2 separate regions of the Homo sapiens genome follow, and region 1 is linked to region 2. A link is a contact called in ENCODE Hi-C or POLR2A ChIA-PET data. All regions are on one chromosome and are shown on one strand. Each heading gives the region's core, a stretch centred on a gene start or an enhancer-like site at or near the end of the contact. The rest is flanking DNA. Distances are from core to core; before and after follow the strand shown. Region 1 overlaps TRPM3 (transient receptor potential cation channel subfamily M member 3). Region 2 overlaps KLF9-DT (KLF9 divergent transcript).

What was found. Hi-C counts contacts between places; a loop is a spot of excess contacts on that map. ChIA-PET counts read pairs that join two places held with the same protein, here RNA polymerase II (POLR2A). Pooled maps may share reads with other maps.
Region 1: a loop to region 2 is called in a map with no recorded cell type, with 2.0 times the contacts of the local background. The contact joins two enhancer-like sites. A Hi-C loop is called at or near these places in 7 of 168 maps with a recorded cell type or tissue (A673, CD4-positive, alpha-beta T cell, CD8-positive, alpha-beta T cell and 4 more), 9 of 37 single-sample maps with no recorded cell type and 11 of 50 pooled maps. POLR2A ChIA-PET finds 5 or more read pairs at or near these places in 6 of 52 experiments (A549, AG04450, activated CD4-positive, alpha-beta T cell and 3 more).

The regions. Positions count from the first base shown.
Region 1 is chr9:70,603,688-70,610,456 of GRCh38, reverse strand. All of the region lies in intron 19 of TRPM3 (transient receptor potential cation channel subfamily M member 3), which reads left to right. It overlaps LOC107984011 (a long non-coding RNA gene), which reads right to left. Exons shown (of 3, transcript XR_007061572.1): 1 at 6,177-6,769; 2 at 5,710-5,789; 3 at 2,185-3,399. Among named protein-coding and RNA genes, the nearest start is that of KLF9, 190 kb to the right of the region's middle. Within about 2 kb of position 2,341, at least 8 of the 41 ENCODE cell types and tissues checked have a DNase peak (open chromatin) inside an H3K27ac peak, as active enhancers do.
Region 2 is chr9:70,519,402-70,527,144 of GRCh38, reverse strand. All of the region lies in intron 3 of KLF9-DT (KLF9 divergent transcript), which reads right to left. Among named protein-coding and RNA genes, the nearest start is that of KLF9, 110 kb to the right of the region's middle. Within about 2 kb of position 1,389, at least 2 of the 41 ENCODE cell types and tissues checked have a DNase peak (open chromatin) inside an H3K27ac peak, as active enhancers do.

The DNA.
Region 1 (6,769 bases), core at 1,092-3,591, 82 kb before region 2:
TTTGTGGCGTTTGTTAGGCAGCTTTCACAGGCCACATTTTGCCTCCTCTCAGAAAATAAAGGAAATGGTGGAGGTGAGAACTAACAGTAATAGAGGTGAGATGAGTATGAGTCTTGCCTAACAGGAAAGTAGATGTTCTTTTCCGAAATACTTCCTTGTTTTGAATGGATAAGGGCTAGATCACAGTTGCCCATTTTAGATGTCAGTCCCGGATTTGGGGGTACTTTTGGTGGGTAAGGAGTGAGGAGAGTGTGGAGGTAACACCACTAAAGAAGGTAGTGTGTGTATGCATGCGTGTGTGTGCATGTGTAACTACTCACAGTCTGCTAGTGTCATCAAACAACCCTTCTTGTTCCAACACAATTAACAATATGCAAACCACAGCAGCAAAAACTACTCAAAGGCAAATATTGTTTAGTTTGCACATCCTGTAAATATTTCTGCCTACAAAAGAGTGGATTGTCCCTGAAATGACGACCTCCTGATATGGTAGAAATTGTTCAATTATTGGTTCTCTACTTCTACTGTTCAGTGATTTTTTTTTTTTTTAAGATGAGCTTTTGGCCCAGGTCATCTCCAATTCTTTCCAGCCACGGTGGAACTGTGCCAGATGAAGGATAGTGCATCTGTATTTTTAGCCCTTTCCACAACCAGCTGCGTAGCAGTCATTTGAGTCAGCAACAGGATAATCTGAATCTGAGGCCAAAATGACTCAAATGACCAGATGAGGTGCTTTTCACGTGGTCCTGTGTGCTAACACTTAACATTGACTTTAAAGCTGGGTTTCTCTACTTCAGTGCTATTGACATTTAGGGCAGGATAATTCTTCATTGTGGGGGGCTGTCCCCAACAGGTAGCATGTTTTACAGCATCCCTGGCCTCTACTCAGTGGCAACTCTTCATCCCCCAAGTATGACAATCAAAATGTCTCCAGACATTGCTAAATGTTCCCTTGTGGGATAAAATTGCCACCATTCGGAAACTACCACTTTAAAGTGTGGTCTTGAGAAAAGATAGGATATTATCGAAATGTAAATATTAGATGTTTTCAGTGAGGTAAAAATTCAAATTTATCAATGTTAGGAAAAGAGAAAAATTCTCTCCCCCCAAAAATAACTGAGGCATGCAAAAATCGTTTCTATTCATATATTTTATACAGCTCTATATTATTTTTAACCTTGCAGAAAACAGCTTAGTGGTGACAAGCATGGACTTTGGAATCAGACAGCCTGGGTGGGAATCCCATCTGCACCTCTTACCATGTGCCCTCAAACAACTTAATTTCCCCTTCTGTCCACAGTTTTCTTAAGATGCCAATAATAGTAGTTCCGATTTTATAGGATTTAATCAAGATTAAATGTGTTAAAACATGTAAAGCACTTAGAACAGTTCCTTGACATATAAGTACAATGTAACTGTGACTATTGTTTCTTCTAGGCTATTCACGTTGCCCAGCAATAGATAATCAGTGTTGTGTTCATACATCCACTCAACAAAAATAATATCTTTCTTTTATTGAGCACCTACTAAGTTTGAGGCAATGTTCTAGGTACTATTATTTAAGTACTCTTTGTAATCCTAACAACTATTTTATCAAGATAATATTTATTTATTTAGGAGACAAACTCTTACTCTGTCACCTAGGCTGGAGTGCAGTGGTACAATCTTGGCTCACTGCAACCTCCATCTCCTGGATTCAAGTGAGTCTCATGTCTCAGCCTCCCGAGTAGCTGGGATTACAGGTGTTCACCACCACACCTGGCTAATTAATTTTTGTATTTTTAGTAGAGATGGGGTTTTGCCACGTTGGCCAGGCTGGTCTTGAACTGCTGGCCTCAAGCTATGGGCCTGCCTCAGCCTACCAAAGTGCTGGGATTACAGGCAATAACCACTGCGCCCAGCCCGAGATAATATTTTTGCAGCTATTTCACACCCAGGTCTGTCCTTCCTTTTATATTATGATTCCCCAACTGTTAGCTTAGAACAGGGCTTGGCAAACTACAGCTTTTGAGCCAAATTCAACCCATGGCCTGTGATTGTGGCCTGCGAACTGAGAATGGTTTTTACATTTTTAATAAAATTTGAAAAGGAATACTTGAAACACATATTCAAATTTTAGTGTCCATAAATAATTGGAACACAGGCAGACTCTTGATTTCTGTTAAAAGAAAAACTTGAGCCGAATAAATTTAAAGGAGTTTAATTGAGCAAATGAACGATTCGTGAATTGGGCAGTCTTCCAAGCCAGAGTAGGCTCAGAGACTCTGGCAGGGCCACGTGGTGGAAGATTTATGGACAGAAAAAGGGAAGTGGCATACAGAAAACGGAAGTGAGGTACAGAAACAGCTGGATTGGTTACAGCTCAGCGTTTGCCTTATTTGAACACAGTTTGAGCAGTTGGCTACATTTGATTGACCGAAACTCGGTGATTGGTCTTGTTACACCTTCATTTGTTATAGTTCACAATGTACAGAGAAAACTTCAGGCCGAACTTAAGGAGGCAGCTTTAGGCTAAATCTCATTTACCATTAGCAATAGGCTGACTGACTGCTTTTGTGCTACCACATCAAGTTGATGAGTAGTGAGAGACAGAGAGAGACTATCGGTTCTACAAAGCCTTAAAAGTTAACCAGTTGGCCATTTGCAGAAAAAGTTTACAGACTCCCGAGAGCAGAAATCAGTAGAAATAATAGTATCAATATCTCTAAAACGTCCATGATGACAAGGGAGTTTTGTTAGAAATGCAAATTTCTAGCCCCATCATAGACCCATGGAATCCAGTCTTCAGGAAGGAGCCTAAGAGGCTGTGTTAGTTTAACCAGCTTCCCAGGCGAATCTTATGATTGGAGACACTTGAGACACGCTGCTTTGCTTATGTCATTGGCAGCTTGTTGGGAGGCTGCCTCTTTGGCGGGGGGTGGTGGGGCCTGTGTGTCCAGCACACTTCTGCGTGGCTGACTGGATTGGCCTCAGCAAACCCATCAGACTGGATCCCCCAGATCTGTTCAATTGTGTTTACATGATTCTCCAAAATTCATCTTCACATATTGACAAAGCCCAGGCCTCGAGGAAGTGACTGGAAATAAGGTATGCCAGTCTTTTGAATCACCAGACATGCTTAACAGTACAATTCAATTTCAGATTGAAGGTCCCATGTGCTTTGGGCTGTGTTTTTCTCTGTAAGAGTATTTCTCACCAGATTTTCAAAAATGGTCTCTCCTACTCTCCCAAGTTTCTGAAAGGTAGGACACACTTCATTTCCATATAACCTCACTTCTGCATCGTAGCAAGTTTCTCTAGGAGCAGATTGGGTCCTCTTCTGGTCCAAGAAGAAAGGAGGCAGGGGTCCAACTGGCTCCTAGACCCTGCTTGTTTTGAGAGCCTATTTCAGGTATCCATCTGGAGAGGATTCAAATTCAAGGTGTGAAGTGGCTGCAGGTCAGAGGACACAGTGTGTGCTCTGAGTTTCTCTAGTAGTGACCAACTCTATCCTCTACAAGACCATGTGCCCCTCTGCTCTCCAGAGGTAGTAGAAAAAGGCCCAGGAAGAAGTGAGGAAGAGCAAAGCCCCACCAGGGATCCATAGCAAACTGTGTCAGGCTTTAGTGCTTGTGTTTGATAGTTAGTTTAAGAAGCATGAATCTTAGTTAATGGAAAATGCATAGAAAGAATATATGTTAATAAAATACAAATTCTTAGAGTTCTCCTACTGACTTACTTAAATAAGACTCACAGGTTCAAAAGCTTGGAAATTCTACATACAGGTTGCTAAACCTTACAGAGTATACATATATATATATATATACACACACACACACACACACACAATTAAAGCATGTCATGTCAAGATAATCTACAGCAAGGCTGCATGAATGTTGGTGAGTTCTATGATAGGCTGCTTCCAGGACAGCAGCCAGTCCTCTGTTATGCCATCTAAACATAAGACCCTATTTTCAGAAGTCTGTATTTTGAGAGTTGTCCCAAAATATTATATTATAGCTTGACTATGGGAAAAGTTCATTATAGAATAACTGTGATGTAAAAAACAGGCAGGGGCTAAAAATGATGAAAGTGGAGGAAACATAACCAATAATGAGGGCAATTTAAAAAAAAAGAAGAGAGGTGTGAACAGTTAATTGGGGATCAAAGGGAAGTAAGGACTAAGGGAAGAGGAGACAAAAAGAATAACAGAATAATATCAGCCAGCATTTATTGGGCCTCTACAGTGTGTTGGGAGATACAGACAGACAGATAGATAGATATATAGATCCCCAGTCATTATAAAGGCCCTATAAGGAAAGTGGAAGTGATCCCATGTTACAGAATGGAGGCCCAGGCAGGTTAACATTACAAAAGGTGATACAGCTAGGAAGTATGTGAGCTGAGATTTAAATCCAAGCTTCACTGATATCTATGCCTACCTTCCTTCCACTGAACACATTAGACTTGTATTCAGAGGACAGATGTAGGTTCAAGGAGTTACTTAAGCATTAAAATAGGTTTAAGGAGTTACTTAAGTATTAAAATGCAGAGGTTCTGGAAGAATGTGCATGTCACTAGGCCTACATATGACAAGAGAAGATAATGCTTTGGAATGTTTTGCAATCATTTGGGCAAAATGATAAAACCAGGGCAGTTAACAATATTCATTTCACCTACAAGTGATGGAATTTGACCCAACTAAGAGAAGGAAGCAACAAGGAGAGGGAAAGAGTTCAAGTCAGAAGGAGGCTGAGAGTATATTTTAGAGTTTTAACCACTAAAGTCCTTTTTTTGTTTTTTGCAGTCTGTACTCACAGGACTACAGAATTAATGCCAGTGTATAATAATGGTAAACGGAAACCATATGAACCAAGTTCCATTTTGAACTGATTTTTAAACAGCGTCCTACACAATTTTAAGTAAACTCCTTCATGAGAAGTTTTCATGATTTGCCAATGCTCCTGAAGATGGGGAGGGGTAGGAACTTAGGCATAGGTTGAAATGATAGGCCCCTGGGGGTGGGGGTGGGGGTGTGCCAGCACAAACCATGCATGTAGAGAGTGAGCCCAGATATCCAGCTCTCATAAGTGATCTTATTTAACTCCGACATACTTCACCCTTTAAGAGATGAGGGACTTTTGTGCAACAGTTGTGTCTGCAAATGTGTCAGTGTGATGGGGTCTCAGAGATACCTTGGAGTCATATTAAGACTCTATTTAGGCGAGGCGCAGTGGCTCACACCTGTAATCCCAGCACTTTAGGAGGCCGAGGCGGGCAGATCACTTGAGGTCAGGAATTCAAGACCAGCCTGGCCAACATGATGAAACCTCAGTCTCTACTAAAAATACAAAAATTAGCCAGACGTGGTAATGGGTGCCTGTAATCCCAGCTACTCCGGAGGCTGAGGCACGAGAATCGCTTGAACCCAGGAAGAGGTTTGCAGAAAGCCGAGATCGCACCACTGCACTCCAGCCTGGGCAATAGAGTGAGACTCAGTCTCCAAAAAAAAAGAAGAATCCATTCAGCTGAGCATGGTGGCTCATGCCTATAATCCCAGCATTTTGGGAGGCCAAGATAGATAGGAGGATCTCTTGAGCCCAGGAGTTTGAGATCAGCCTGGCCAACAAAGTGAGATGCTGTCTCCACTAAAAATACAAAAACTTAGCTGGGTGTGGTGGCACGTGCCTGTTATCCCAGCTACCCAGGAGGCTGAAGTAGGAGAATTACCTGAGCCCAGGAAGTCAATGCTACAATGAGCCGAGATCACAATGCCACTGCACTCCAGCCTGGGTGACGAGAGTGAGACCCTGTCCCAAAACATAAGAGAATTAGTAGAGAAAGCAGCATATCCCCCAGCAAGGCTGCAGCTTCCTCCACCTTCTAAGCTGCCTTCCCAGCTACAAAGTCATGCAGTACCTCCAGACCCCTCAAGGCCTCAATCCTTTCACCCACACTGTGTCTATTCTTTGCTACACCACTCTGAAGAGTGCAGCAGATTTTAGTTAATAAACTCCCTCTTGGTTCCTGCTCACAGCCCCTGAGGCCCCTAAGGCCAGTGAGTACCTCACTTGACTTGAGGCATTGTGTAAGGAAGGCCCAGCTAGTCTGCCATTTCCCTTAAGGTGAGTGAGTCTTCTCTCAAGGCTCCTCAGCCCCTTATGCAAGAGCCACCAGTTTCCCTGCACTTCACTCACCTTGACACAACTGAATCTTCCAGGAGCAGTCACCAAACCCTAGGGAGTTCTTCCCAGACATCCAGCAATTCAGCCAGTCACATCAGGATTCAACCCCACGAGCCAGAGCCTCTTGGGGATTAAACCCCACACCCGTCCACAAAAGGCCACACGGACCCTTTCCTTTCTGTAAACTGTGTTGTCTTTTCTTGTGTTGTTTCAATGAAGCAGACACCAGGAAGGAATATCTTATCTTAACTTGATTAGGACAGGAAAGTGGTGAAATGAAAACAGGTAAGACCCTCCCAGGGCACTGACAAGCGAAGCACTTTAAGCCTGGGCTATTTTTATGTTGGTTTGACCAATTTACAGGTGTTACATGTGTCTTCCTCTTCCTTTGCTTCTCACAGACACTTATTCTGCCTGGCATTCGTGAGGCAAAAATCCACTGTGCTGCCCTAGTTTAAGAACCTAAGGTCCACGCCTGAGCAAGAGCCGCCACTGACAGCCAAGGCTCCCTTTTTAGCCAAGAAAACACACAAAAATGGGTAACTGCAAGGCGAAATGATGCATCATGACACATAGATTTAAACGAAGCACCAGAGCCCCAGAGA
Region 2 (7,743 bases), core at 140-2,639:
AACACTAAAACTATTCAAGTAGAAGCAAAATAGCCACCAGAAAGGCAGCGTATGGATGGTTTCCCACATTTGGGTTGGAAATTGGACTAAAAAATCTGCTCTGAGACTCTGTGTAGAACAGACTCAAAATCTTCTTAGAATAAAAGGAAAGAATGAACATTTGTAGCCTAGAAGGACCTGAAGGAATCGGGCAAGACTAAAGAAGCCAGGAGGTAGAGTCTGGCATTTCCAAGCCTGGAGTCCCAGGCAAAAACAAAGGTGTAGCCGCAAGAATAATTGAGGCAGGCCAGGCGCGGTGGCTCACACCTGTAATCCCAGCACTTTGGAAGGCCAAGGCAGGTGGATCACCTGAGGTCGGGAGTTCGAGACCAGCCTGACCAGTAGAGAGTATTTTAGTCTCTACTAAAAGTACAAAATTAGCCAGGCATGGTGGTGCATGCCTATAATCCCAGCTACTCGGGAGGCTGATGCAGGAGAATTGCTTGAACCCAGGAGGTGGAGGTTACGGTGAGCCAAGATCGCACCATCACACTCCTGCCTGGGCAACAAGAGCAAAACTCCACGTCAAAAAAAAAAAGAAAAGAAAGAATAATTGAGACAAATGCCTGGGCTCCAGTTGGAAACCAACCTAACCAGAGCGGAGGATTCACATTGGAGATTTGCCGGAAAGTATGGCAATCCCTTATATTCATTTAATCTCAACACATTTATGAGATTGCCATTAATATTCCCATGTCCCAGATGGGAAAAAATGGGGTTCATTATTTTATTTTGTTTTATTTTATTATTTTGAGACAGGGTCTCACTTTTTTGCCCAGGCTGGAGTGCAGTGGCATAATCTCGGCTCACTGCAACCTCTGCCTCCCAGGTTCAAGCAATTCTCCTGCCTCAGCCTCCCTAGTAGCTGAGACTACAGGCACACACCACAAGGCCTGGCTAATTTTTGTATTTTTAGTAGAGTTGAGATTTCACCATGTTGGCCAGGCTAGTCTTGAACTCCTGACCTCAAGTGATCTGCCCGCCTCGGCCTCCCAAAGTGCTGGATTACAGACCTGAGCCACCGCACCCAGCCCCATCATTTTATACATCAATGGTTTGAACGTTATTCTGTGATGAAAAGAAAGCGACTGAAAAATTCTGGTCCAAAATGTGGGCTGTAACATTATGGCATGGCAAGGGAGAGGGTAGGTACAGTGAGACTAATTGCAGGATTCCAGGCTCCAGGTGATAAAACCTTATAGATTAAAAGACACTTTGGAGAAATTTCACAACTCAATTCAGGAAATATTTCTTGGATATCCACAATTTGAAAAACACTTGACTAAGTGCTAGTACCTTCTGTGTGAAATGTCAGCCTCTTACTCAATTTCCTGGTGAACAATTAGTCATATTTCATAGAGGACTATTTTTCAGTGTATGAGCATGACTTGAAATGCCTCCTTGCTGGCAGTCATTTTGTGCAATATGGAAGAGCTCTATACCTTTGGCTACACCCTTAGAGAAGGAGGCATTGACCCAAGAACACCAATCAGAGTTTTTTCTTTGAGGATCTGGAATAGAGTTGAGAGAGCTGAGCAATTCCGGGTATTGAAACCATAACTTATAGTCTCAGGAATTGTCAGCAATCATGTTTCTACATACTGGCTGACTTGCAGAAGAAGTCAGTCTGCCAAAAAATACAGAAATTAATAAAGACACAGAGACGGGGCAGATACATAAAACGAAGTTTCTAGGCTCTTCCTGGAACATGGCTATCATCTCACCTTTGATGTCTAAAGCCATATCAGTATCTTTAAAATAAATTTTCTCTTTAGTAGGCTGAATAATGGCCCCCAAAGATGTCCATGTCCTAATCCTCAAAAATCTGTGAATGTTACCTTATATGGCAAAAGGGATTGTGCCAATGTGATTAAGAATCTGGAGATGGGTAGATGATCCTGGATTCTCCAGATGGGTCCAGTGTAATCACAAGAGACTTGTAAAAGTGAGGCAGGAGGAATCAGATTCAGAAAGTAGACTATGTGACAAGAGAAGCAGAGATTGAAGTAATACAATGTAAAGATGGAGGATGTGGCCACAAGCCAAGGAATACAGGAGCCCTCCAGAAGCTGGAAAAGACAAGGAATGCATTCCTCTCCTAGAGTCTCCAAAAGTAACTGGAACCACAGATATCTTGATTTTAGTTCCTTCAAACTCATTTTGGATTTCCGACTTTCAGAATTGTAAGAGAATAAATATGTGTTATTTTAATTCACTGTTTCTGGTGTTTTATTATAGCAGCAATAGGGAAGTAATGAACCCCTTCCCCACCTTCACGTTTTTAAAAAATCACGTTGGTGTCTAATTTTGTGCAACCACAGACTCTAAGTCTACTATATCTTTTTAATACTAAGATGTCAGCGACTATAAGAAACACCACCAAAATAATACCAGATTTGGGAAGACAGAAATATTGCCACATTAAATGTATACATTGATCAAAAATTATATCCTGGATTCAGGATGTAAAAAACAATGTGCTTAGATTTAATAAAATAAGACAGTATATCCTTCAAGTCACAACTAAAGGATACATTGCCTTCACAACTCTGCCTCTATGAAGCATTCTCCAGCCTACCACAATGAACTTTCCTTTCCTGACCAATGATATGGTTTGGATTTGTGTCCCTGACCAAATCTCATGTCAAATTGTAATCACCAATGTTGGAGGAAGGGCCTGGTGGGAGGTGATTGGATCATGGTGGCAGAATTTCCCTTTCCTGCTTTCTTGAAAGTCAGTGAGTTCTCATGAGATCTGGTTGTTTAAAAGTATGTGGCACTGGCCAGGCATGGTAGCTCATGCCTGTAATTCCAGCAGTTTGGGAGGCCAAGGTGAGTGGATCACTTGAAGTCAGGAGTTCGAGACCAGCCTGGCCAACGTGGTGAAACCCCATCTCTACTAAAAATACAAAAATTAGCAGGGCGTGGTGGTGCATGCCTGTAGTCTCAGCTACTAGGGAGGCTGAGGCAGGAGAATCGCTTGAAGCTGGGAGGTGGAGGCTGCAGTGAGCTGAGATCACACCACTGCACTCCAGCCTGGGTGACAGAGTGGGACTTCATCTCAAAAAAACAAAAAGTGTATAGCACCTCCCCCTTCTCTGTCTTCCTCCTTCTCCAGCCATGTAAGACGTGACTGCTTCCCCTCAGCCTTCTGCCGTGATTGTAAGTTTCCTGGGGCCTCCCCAGCCATGCTTCCTGTATAGCCTGCAGAATCGAGAGCAAATTAAACTTCTTTTCTTTATAAATTATCCAGTCTCAGGTAGTTATTTAGAGCAATGCAAGAACAGACTAATACAACAACACATCAAGCGTTGCATTTGTCCTCTATCACAGCAATTGTCCTTCTACGCAATACTGGTAAGTTCACCTGTTTATCTCCCAGCCAGACAGTGAGAGCCCTGGTCCCTAGCTTAGTGCCTGCAAATAGCATGAATGAAGAAATAAATGAATAGACAGTTCCTGCCCTCAACAAATTCCCAATCTGGTAGAAACACATATGTTACCATACGAATCAAACTTTTCAAAGCACCATTAACAGATTATATAAACAGAGTCCTCTAGATTACAGAGTGTACTTTTAATGTACATTCAAATTTGCAATAACTGGAAAGAAGGGTTGAAAGAAAGCTTGGAGGGGCTTCTCAGAAGAGGTGATATTTGAGCTCAAATATGTTGGCCTTGAAGAATGAGTGGAATTTCAAGAAGCAGAAAAGAGGGAGCAGGGAAGAGATTTCAGGAAAAGTAGTATAGCATGACCAACAAGAATCACAATGGCATGAAAACACAACAGAGCGCTGGAAGACAGGTGAGAGATTTATTGTGACTGGAGCATATGCCAACATATTGGAAGTGGAATGCTCTAGATATGAGCTAAGGAAAATTTGAACTAGGTAAAAGCTAAAGATGACCTGAAAGTGGAAATGATAGAGGAAGCCTGTAATACTGTGAAATATTTGTTATTTGACCCCATTGCCTAGCATACAACTTCTAAAATCCTTAGAATCTCCAAAGTGACACCTTTTCATATTCTAGTGAGCTGACTGATGGTTGGCAGCCCCTAAGTATTTGCAGAATGGGGGCTAGTCACTGGAAAAAACAAGGTATGATTAGAGGGTTGGGACTTTCAGCTCCAGCCTCCCCCACCTCTAGGGAAGAGAGAGGGACTGAAGGTAAGTTGATCACCAATGGCCAATGATTTAGTCAATCAAGCCTACTTAATAAAGCTTCCATAAAAACCCAAAAGGACAGGGTTTGGAGAGCTTCTGGATAGCAGAACACCTGGAGGTTCCTGGAGGGTGACATGCCCAAGGAGGGCAAAGAAGCTCCACACCCCTCTCGCCCCACACCCTATGCATCTCTTCATTGGTATCCTTTGTAATATAATAAAGCAGTAAATGTAAGTAAAGTGTTTCCCTGAGTTCTGTGAGCCACTCTAGCAAATCAATCAAACCCAGGGAGGGAATTGTGGGCACCCAGATTTGTAGCCAGTCAGTCAGAAGCACAGGGAAAACAACCTGGAGCTTGTGGTTGGCATCAGGAACAGAGTGTGGGGGCAGTCTTGGAGACTGGGCCCTCAACCTGTGGGATCTGACACTATCTCCAGGTAGACAGTGTCAGAATTGAATTGAATTAGAGGACACCCAGCTGGTGGCCACTGCAGAACTGATTGCTTGCCTGGTGTAGGGGGGAAAACTTCCACACATCTGGTCACAGATGTCTTCTGTGTTGACTGTTGTGGTGTGAGAGCAGAGGAAAAATGGTTTGTGCTTTTTCCCCTCAAAGCGAAAATGGGAAAGAGACAAGACTTGCTAATGGAGTAAAAGGGCCATAGAATGGGTTAAATATAGCAGGAAGGATCAGTTAGGCAGACACAATGGGGTGAGAGTAGATACAACCAATGGAAAGAGAAAAGTTAAAGATGACTCTGAAGTCTCTAGTCTCAAATGTAGGTCACAGAAATAGTCTGGTGAGTGTGCAATTGTATATTGCAATTGCAATCTCATAAACATTTGCTGAATGGATGAGTGAATACATGAATTATAAAACAAATGAGTGACGAATTGAATGAATGAACAAATGAATAATGGTTCTTTGCCCAAACAGTGGCAAGTAGACAGAAGGCTGAGGCAGAAGATACATGGGACCTTTTACTCAAAATTAAATCTGGGCTGAAAAGTGTTTTGGGGACCATGGCCCCAAATGCTTTGCCCACCAAGGTATTTTTCCCCCATGTGGTATGTCTGAATACGCCCTCAGTGAGTTCCCAATCTAGCAGGAACAGATATATATATATATATATCCAACAGATGTCCCCTAAGAAATATTTAGAACTTGGCATCAAAGCTAACTTTGTCATGGGAAGATGCTCCTAATAGGGTGCTCCACTGGAGGCCCCTGAATCAAGCAAGAGAAGGTGACAGGAAGATTGGAGGAAAAGTGTGGCATCCCACATGACCCAGAGATACCACAACTGGGAGCAGAGGTGGCCTCCGGACTCACCAGTCCCTTCCATTGGGCACCCAAGATGCTTGAAGCCTCTCAAAAATTATTTACATGGCATTATTCTTGGTTATATTTATTCTCCACCCCCACACCCACCCCTATCATTCTCAATGTATAATTTAAAGAATCCGTTCTGTCTTATCTTATTTGGTAAGCCTAGCAATGCTTCATCAAATAAAGTGCTTTCTCTATTTCAGAAAAAAAAAAACTGATCTTTTTTGTGTCAGTTCTGCCAAGGGATCCACTTCTCGTTTTGTTTTGTTTCGTTGTTGTTTATTGAAACAGGGGTGGAAGGGCTATGTGGAGAAGAATGATGTAGGTGGAGGGGTAGAATTTGTTTCCATAGATCTCTCTCTCTCTCTCTCTCTCTCTCTCTCTCTCTCTCTCTCTATATATATATATATATATATATATATATATATATATATACTTTTTTTTTTTTTTTTTTTGCAAAGCTTGTCCCTATGTAATCCAGGCAAAAGAACCTAACTGGTCTCCCCCATGTTGCTGGCTTCTAGATACTGCAGGGGCTGTTCCTAAATTTGCTTCCTTTCTTAGGGATTTCAACCAGACTTGTCTCTGCTATTTGGGGTTTCTATGCTGACAGCAAAAGCTCCCTAGTGGCTCTGTTTCATTCAACCCATTTTACTGGGCCATTAGCTCAGTCTGCAGTGGCAGAAAATCAGGTCAATTCTACAAAGTACACAGACATTCCAAAAATTTTAATAACTGATTTTTTTTTTCCTAATCAGTTTTTTCCTCTCAGTTTCTCTATCTTTTAAATGGGGCTTAGAGGTTGAATCAGATCCGTGGCTTCTAAATTTCTCAGGTTACAACTATTTATCAGAATCTGCTGAAAACTAGAAATCCTTTCTAAGAGAGAAAAAGAAAGCTGAGATTTGAAAGACTGTTTAAAAGGGTTCATGCAATCCCTAAACTCATCCACAGTCACCAAGGGAAGAATCTACGTACCCCAGGTTAAGAAATGATTGCGCCTCCATCTCTAAAGCCCTGAGACTGCATGCAGGCTGCCAAAACAGAAAATACACGATCATTTTTGGAACATCTGTCTCTAGAAGAAATCAGGCTGACAGCTGAGCCATGGTATTGTGAGCAGCAAGCCCTCGCCCATCCTCCTCCACAGCTGTTGAACAAATGCACTGAGGTAGAGACAGTAAGATCCTGAATTAAGCACATCAAACTATTCCCGACGAAGGCAATATGAACAGTCTGTGCACCTTCCAAGTCTCCTGTAAACCAAACCTCCAATGGTAAGCTCTGCCTTCACATGAAGATGAACTGAGTCTTGTCAGTGATCTCAGTTTCTCTTGAGATCAAAGTCCCTGCCTCTAACCCCTAAAGGGCTGTCTGTTGACAAGGAAGCCACCCCTATTTTCGCAAGTGGCCTTTCTCATTATGACTTTATGGGATTGACACGTAACTCTCACTCACACTGGATTTTATACATGAACAAGCTTCGTCTGCTATTTTTTGAACCACGAGCTGCTGTTTCACAAACACACACTACCACTATTGTCTCATCTCTTCGTTTTTCCAGTGAATCCTTTGAACCCTCACATCTTGTGAGTTGGAAGTCCACTGTCTCCCCTTGAGTCTCTCTGCTCCCTCTTTTTTCCTCTAACTCTTAATTATGAAATTTTCAAATATACAGAAACAGTGAAGTAATAGAAAAATGAATATCTGTATACCCTCCATCTATATTCAACAATTATTGACATTTTGCCCTATTTGCTTTCTCTGTATGTATATATGTTTCTAAAACTATATGAGAGTAAACTGCAATAATTGAAACATTTCATGGCCAGGCCCAATGGCTCACACCTGTAATCCCAGCAATTTGGGAGGACGAGGCAAGCGGATCACTCGACATCAGGAGTTCGAGACCAGCCTGGCCAACATGGTAAAACCCCATCTCTACTAAAAATATAATAATTAGTCAGGCATGGTGGCACATGCCTGTAATCCCAGCTACTTTGGAGGTTGAGGAGGGAGAATTGCTTCAACCTGGGAGGCAGAGGTTGTGGTGAGCCAAGATCGCGCCACAGCACTCCAGCCTGGGAGACAAGAGCGAAACTCTGTCTCAAAAAAAATAAAAAAGAAAAAAAAAGAAAGAAACATTTTACTTCTATATACTTTAAAATTCATCTCCTAAGAATAATAATATTCTCCTCCATAACCACA